Regions from separate parts of the Homo sapiens genome. Here region 2 is linked to region 1. Evidence: chromatin contacts called from ENCODE Hi-C data. All regions are on one chromosome and are shown on one strand. Each heading gives the region's core, a stretch centred on a gene start or an enhancer-like site at or near the end of the contact. The rest is flanking DNA. Distances are from core to core; before and after follow the strand shown.

Evidence for each region. Hi-C counts contacts between places; a loop is a spot of excess contacts on that map.
Region 2: a map of K562 shows a loop between it and region 1 (2.3-fold over the local background). The contact joins the promoter of PRAMEF12 here to the enhancer-like site in region 1. A Hi-C loop is called at or near these places in 2 of 168 maps with a recorded cell type or tissue (both K562).

Annotation. Positions count from the first base shown.
Region 1 is chr1:12,676,147-12,679,250 of GRCh38, reverse strand. No RefSeq gene overlaps it. Among named protein-coding and RNA genes, the nearest start is that of AADACL4, 34 kb to the right of the region's middle. RefSeq lists a silencer at 2,443-2,778. Within about 2 kb of position 1,535, at least 4 of the 41 ENCODE cell types and tissues checked have a DNase peak (open chromatin) inside an H3K27ac peak, as active enhancers do.
Region 2 is chr1:12,772,186-12,775,289 of GRCh38, reverse strand. It overlaps PRAMEF12 (PRAME family member 12), which reads right to left and starts at 1,552. Exons shown (of 3, transcript NM_001080830.5): 1 at 136-1,552. The coding sequence starts at 422.

The DNA.
Region 1 (3,104 bases), core at 286-2,785:
AAAAAAAATTAGCCGGGTGTGGTGGCACACCTTTAATCCCAGCTGCTCAGGAGGTTGAGCCAGGAAAATTGCTTGAACCCAGGAGGCAGAGGTTGCAGCGAGCCGAGATTGCACCACTACACCTCTGAGTGAAGCGTGAGACTCCATCTCAAAAAAAAAAATTACTTTGATTGGGAAGTCCCTACAAAAGTTCAATGTATGACCCAGCAATTCCACTCCTAGGTATATGCCCAAAAGAATTGAAAACAGGAACTCAGACAGATTCTTGCATGCCATTGTTCATAGCAGCATTGCTAATGACAGCCAAAAAGTGGAGACAACCCAAGTGTTCATCAGTGGATGAATGAATAGACAAATTGTGGTATATTCATACAATGGAATGTTATTCAGCCATAAAAAGGAATGAATAGAATTATGGCAAAACTGATGAGATGTCACTTCCAAGATCAGGTTTTATAATACACTTTTATAGTAACAACAAAGAGACTGAGGCTTCCCTCTGGGTATACGGGGCACCCCCTCCCTTGCTTCCTCTCTCACTCTCTGGCTCACTCACTCTGAAGCCAGCTGCCATGTGGGGAGCTGGGAAAGGCAGTCTCCCACATGCAATCTTTCCACCCCCATTTGGCCACATCAGAATGGACGTTGGGGCTGGGACATTTCATAACATGACCTGTGCTAGGCTTGCTGCCTTGTGTGGGAAGATCTTTCCCTGTTGCTAGTGTGTGCTCCTTTGTTCTGCCTAAGCATGGGCATCACATGGCATCTGGCCAACTCCACTGCTGTGTCTGTCTCCATGGGAGGGAATGGGGTCCTTCAACTACAGCATGAGAGAGGTGCATGTAACCAATTGCCCTGTGTCAGCTGCCCCAGGAGAGACTCACTGGCCATGGGGGCTTTGCTGGCCATGGGGACACACTATTGACACTTTTTTTTTTAACTTTTATTTTAGGTTCAGGGGTACTTGTGCAGGTTTTTTATATAGGTAAATAGCATGTCACAGGGGTTTGGGGTACAGATTATTTCATCGCCCAGGTAATGAGCATAGTACTCGACAGGTAGTTTGTCAATCTTCTCCATCCTCCCATCCTTTACACTCAAGTAGGTCCCAGTGCCTGTTCCTTTTTTGTGACCATGCATTCTCCATGTTTAGCTCTGACTTATAAGTGAGAATATGTGGTATTTGGTTTTCTGTTCCCAAGTTTCACGTAGGATAATGGCCTCCAGTTCCATCCATGTTGCTGCAAAGGACATGATCTCATTCTTTGTTATGGCTTTGTAGCATTCCATGGTGTATATGTACCACATTTGAAGCTGATCATCCTCTGCCTCTTCTCTATGTAAGTCAAGCTTGCTCCATTCAGTGTTTAACTAGGTTGTGTTTCCTTTGGCCATTCCAGTACCAAGATGCAATGGGCAGAAGTGTTTGGACCTCTCCCCTGGAACTGGTAACTGGTACACAGTGTTCTGCTTCACAATGATGTCTTTAGCCAACAGCCAGTGAAGCCCTGAGGTTTGCCAACAGCCACATGAGTGGCCAAGGAAGCTAATCTTTCCCCAGCTGAGCATTGAGATGATGGCAGCCCTGGCTGACACTTGATTACATCCCATGAGAGATCCTGAGCCAGAGACTCCCAGCAAGGCTGTGTTCAGACTACTGCCCCACGAAAACTGGGAAATAGTGAATACTTGCTGTTTTTAGTTGCAAAGATTTGGGGTAATTTGCTATGTAGTAGTAGTAGACAACCAACACATATTTTTAATACCCGAAGTAGGGAAGTACAAAAACCTAAAAATGTGTTGGTAATTTTTAATGTTTATTTATTTATTTGTTTGAGACAGGGTCTCACTCTGTCACCCAGGCTGGAGTGCAATGGCATGATCATAGCTCACTGCAGGCTTGACTTTCCAGGCTCGGGTGATTCTCCCACCTCAGCTTCCCAAGTAGCTGAGACCACAGGCATGTGCCACCATGCCCAACTAATTTTTTGTATTTTTTGTAGCGACGGAATTTCACCATGTTGCCCAGGCTAGTCTTAAACTCCTGGACTCAAGCCATCTTCCTTGGCCTCCCAGGGTGCTGGGATTACAGGTATGAGCCACTGCACCTGGCCAAAATGTGGTTGTAAACTTAACCTTGGGCACAGTGGTATGGCTTACATTTAATGAAGTTGAGATGCCAGGGTTTCCCCAGCACTATTTGTAGAAGGAAATCCAAAGTCTTATGGAGATGGGACTGTTGGACTGGATTTCTCTTTTGCAACCTGCACGATCACCCCCCAACTACAAATGCCAAGAAGGCACAGAAGACAGTTCCCTTACTAACACACCAAGAAATTCATTTTTGTGGAGGACATCTATACCCTTAAAAATGTCTGAGGCCAGGGGCAGTGGCTCATGCCTGTAATCCCTGCACTTTGGGAGGTCGAGGCAGGTGGATCACCTGAGGTAAGGGGTTCAAGACCAGCCTGGCTAACATGATGCAACCCTGTCTCTACTAAAAATGCAAAAAAGTAGCCGGGTGTGGTAGCGGGCACCTGTAATCCCAGCTACTCAGGAGGCTGAGGCAGGAAAATCACTTGAACTCAGGAGGCGGAGGTTGCAGTGAGCCGAGATCACGCCGCTGCACTCCAGCCTGGGCAACAAGAGCAAAACTCCGTCTCAAAGCAACAACAACAACCAAAAAAAAAAAATGTCTCTGATTATTCTCCTTAGTAAGCAGGTATGACTGTGGAGGAGGCCACATTGAGATGGTCTTTCTAACTTTATTCAAGATAATGGTATCTGTGATGGTTAATACTGAGTGTCAAGTTGATTGGATTGAGGGATGCAAAGTATTAATCCTGGGTGTGTCTGTGAGGGTGTTGCCAAAGGAGATTAACATTTGAGTCAGTGAGCTGGGAAAGGCAGACCCACCCTTGATCTGGGTGGGCACTGTCTAACCAGCTGCCAGTGCAGCTAGAATATAAAGAGGCAGAAAACAGGAAAAGATGAGATGGGCCTAGCCTCCCACCCTACATCTTTCTCCCATGCTGGACCCTTTCCGTCCTCGAACATTGGACTTCAATTTCTTCAGTTTTGGAATTCGGACTGGCTCTCCTTGC
Region 2 (3,104 bases), core at 303-2,802, 96 kb before region 1:
AAGGCCTCTCTGAGCTTCCTCCCCAGCCCCATCAGAAGTCTCTGGGCCACCCTTGGGCCTCCCACTCCTTCTGACCCAGCTAACCCTACCCTGGATGCCTGAGCCCTCCCCACCTGGTTAGCTGGGTCACCTCACCTGGGGCGAACCTTCTGGGCAAGCAGTGCATCAAGCCCCTCCAGCACAGCTCGAAAGATCTCTAGATTACATGACTTCATCAGGGACCCTAGAGGAAGGCAGGTGAAGGGCCAGGCCTGCACCATAGTTGTCAGGGTCTCGCAGCATCTCCTGGTAAAGGCCTCCATGAACAGTGGGGGAAAGAGCTCCCTGGGCAGCTCCTCCAGGGTGGGGATGGCCAAGGCCCGGTCTCTCAGCAGACTCTGCTCAGCCAGCTCCAGGAGTCTAGGTGGGGCCTGGAGGCTCATCCTGATGAATCTAGAGAAAAAAACATCATTCTTACGGCAAATCACATCACTTCATCATCTCCTAGTGCCAATGTCATTGCTCTGGTAGAGGTGGAAAGGTAATTAGTTCACCCCAATTCCACTCTGCACTTTCTGGACACAAATCTGTAATTCTGCCCTTGCTGGTACCATAAAGAATGTCTTCCAAACAATGAGGAGAGGGCAAGGTAACCACTGGCCCATTCATTTTCAACCATTGCTGCACTAAATCTCAGTAACACTGGGAAGCGTTGCTGAGGATCCTGAAAGCTAAGCTCCACCTTTTTGAGAAAATATTTCTTGTCACTTACCACCCTAAAACAATGGGAACGAGAATGTCCTGTGGCCCCACACAGCCTACATTCTCAGTTCCCACAATTGACATGCTTGCAGAAGACTAAAGGGACTCCTTGGAATCAGCGCCATTATTTTTTATTTTGAAAAATTGTAACAAGAAATTGTAAAAACAGCATGACAGTGTTCTAGAGCCTGTGAAAGTTAGGGATAAAAACACTAACTCTCAGATGAAGGTTCCAATGTTGATCTCTTACACAGACTCACAATGACCCACTTTGGGATGGAATCTAGGGGAAAAAAATGGGTCCCATGTTCAGAACAAAGACTCCACTCTTGAGAATGGCCTATGGAATATCTTTAAGGTATTAGTAAAAACTAAGGCCTAACATGTAAAATCACGATGCCACCAAGTCTATGAACTATAATTTAAGGGCACAAAAACCAATTATTTCAAATGTCACGAAATAAAAATTCAACCAGTTGTAACTTTTTAATATCTCTTGTTAAAAAAAAAACTGCTTCAATAAGAATTTTGAAATGACAAAAACCAAGCACAAATCCAATTTTGGGGGATGAAGACAAAACTACATTTAGAGGAAAAATCAAAGCCTAAATTTGTTCTTCTGAAAACAGACAAGAAAATTCTCTCTGCCACCTTGGGCTGCATGTCACCATCCCTGACTGGCTGGCTGGCTGCAGATCAGATGGGCATGACCCTAAGGAGGTGGTGACTTACCAGATCTGGACTCAGTTTGCAGGGTGCTGCAACCTCTCAGAGAACCGAGCAGTAGCTCCAGGTGTCAGCGCCTTGGATTCTCTCCTGTGCACCTTCGGGAGCTTTTATGGACCTTTCTAACCACACCCTCCCCATCTCAACAACCAACTTCCAATCAGAAAATGATGTCTGATTAGATTCTGAAGTTCCACCCAGTTAATCCTGATTGAGTTTGCGACTTTCTTCTGATTAATTGATTGGATCAGATATACGTTTATGAAAGTGAAAGATATAAATAATAGGGTGAAAGTCCACAACTCATTCATTCCTTTATTCCACAAACACTGATGGAGTTTGACTGACATGAGAGCTTCATAGTGATGCAGGAAAGGGTTGAATCTGTTTCTGGCATTTGACAGAAAAAACAAAACCTGAAGGTATCTTTGCTGGGGGATCTTTGGCCACATAAACATTATCAAAATGTCTCAGAGCTAAAACAGCTCTAAGAAGACAGTAATTTCATCCCTAAGAAAGCAGAATAAATATCTCTGCGTATCCAGTGGTCAGCTGGGATTTACGCTTTCTAACATGGTAGATCATATGCCCATTCAGGTGGCAGAGGGGAACCACTGAGGGTGTGATTGATCTCAAGACGAAGGTTCAGGCTTCTCCGGAGGAAATTAAACCAAAATTACAAAGTGAGGTGGGGGCTGGGCAGGATGGGACCGGGTGTTCTAATGGGACCCTGGGAAGGAACCAAGACAGCATAAAACATGGTGGGTATTTTGTGGGAGAGGAGACGGAAGGATTGAAAGACTCCATTTAGATTGAATTCAAAAACTGAAAAGGAAATAATTACAAAAGAGACACTGTAGACTCAAAACACAATATTGCCTTTGAGGGCATGGGACGAGATACAGTCTTGGTCACCTCTAGAAGGTAAAGCGTGTTTACTCACAAAAATGATGGGCACCCCTCAGAAAACCAGCTTCGGGAGATTGAATCTGAGAATGTGAGCTGGGACAGAGGCCAGACAGAAGCACAGTGGCCAGGCCTAAGAAGGGAGACTCCCCCAAGCTGGAAGCCACAGAGGGTGGAAGCTGTGGGCTCTGCAGGACATGGGGGAGAAATGCACAAGGGTCCGTGTCTCCCTGTCATGGCGCTATGGTCTGGAAATCTTTCCTTTAGACTCAGGGATCTTCCCACAGTGGAACATTTCCCAGCAACCCTCAGGTCCAGGCATTTCCCAGGGCCCTTCATCCTCATCAATCCCATCGGCCCCTTTCCAGGTATATTTTGATCATTAATGTTTTCTCATCCTTAAAGTCCTCTCTTGTCCCTAATATTGAACATAGAGATTCTGATCAGAACAACAACATTAGGCATATGAAGAAAACTCAGGCCAGGCACGGTGGTCACTGGAGTCCAGGAGTTTGAGACCTGCCTGGGTAACATGGTGAAACACTGTCTCTGTAAAAAAAAAAAAATCTACCTAGACATGGTCATGTGCACCTGTATTCCCAGTGACCCCATAAGCAGAGATGGGAGGATTCCCTGAGCCCAGGAGGTCAGTACTGCAGTGAGCCATGATCGTGCTGCTGCACTCCAGCCTTGAGACCTTGTCTCAACAGAGGGAAACCCAACAGAGTGAG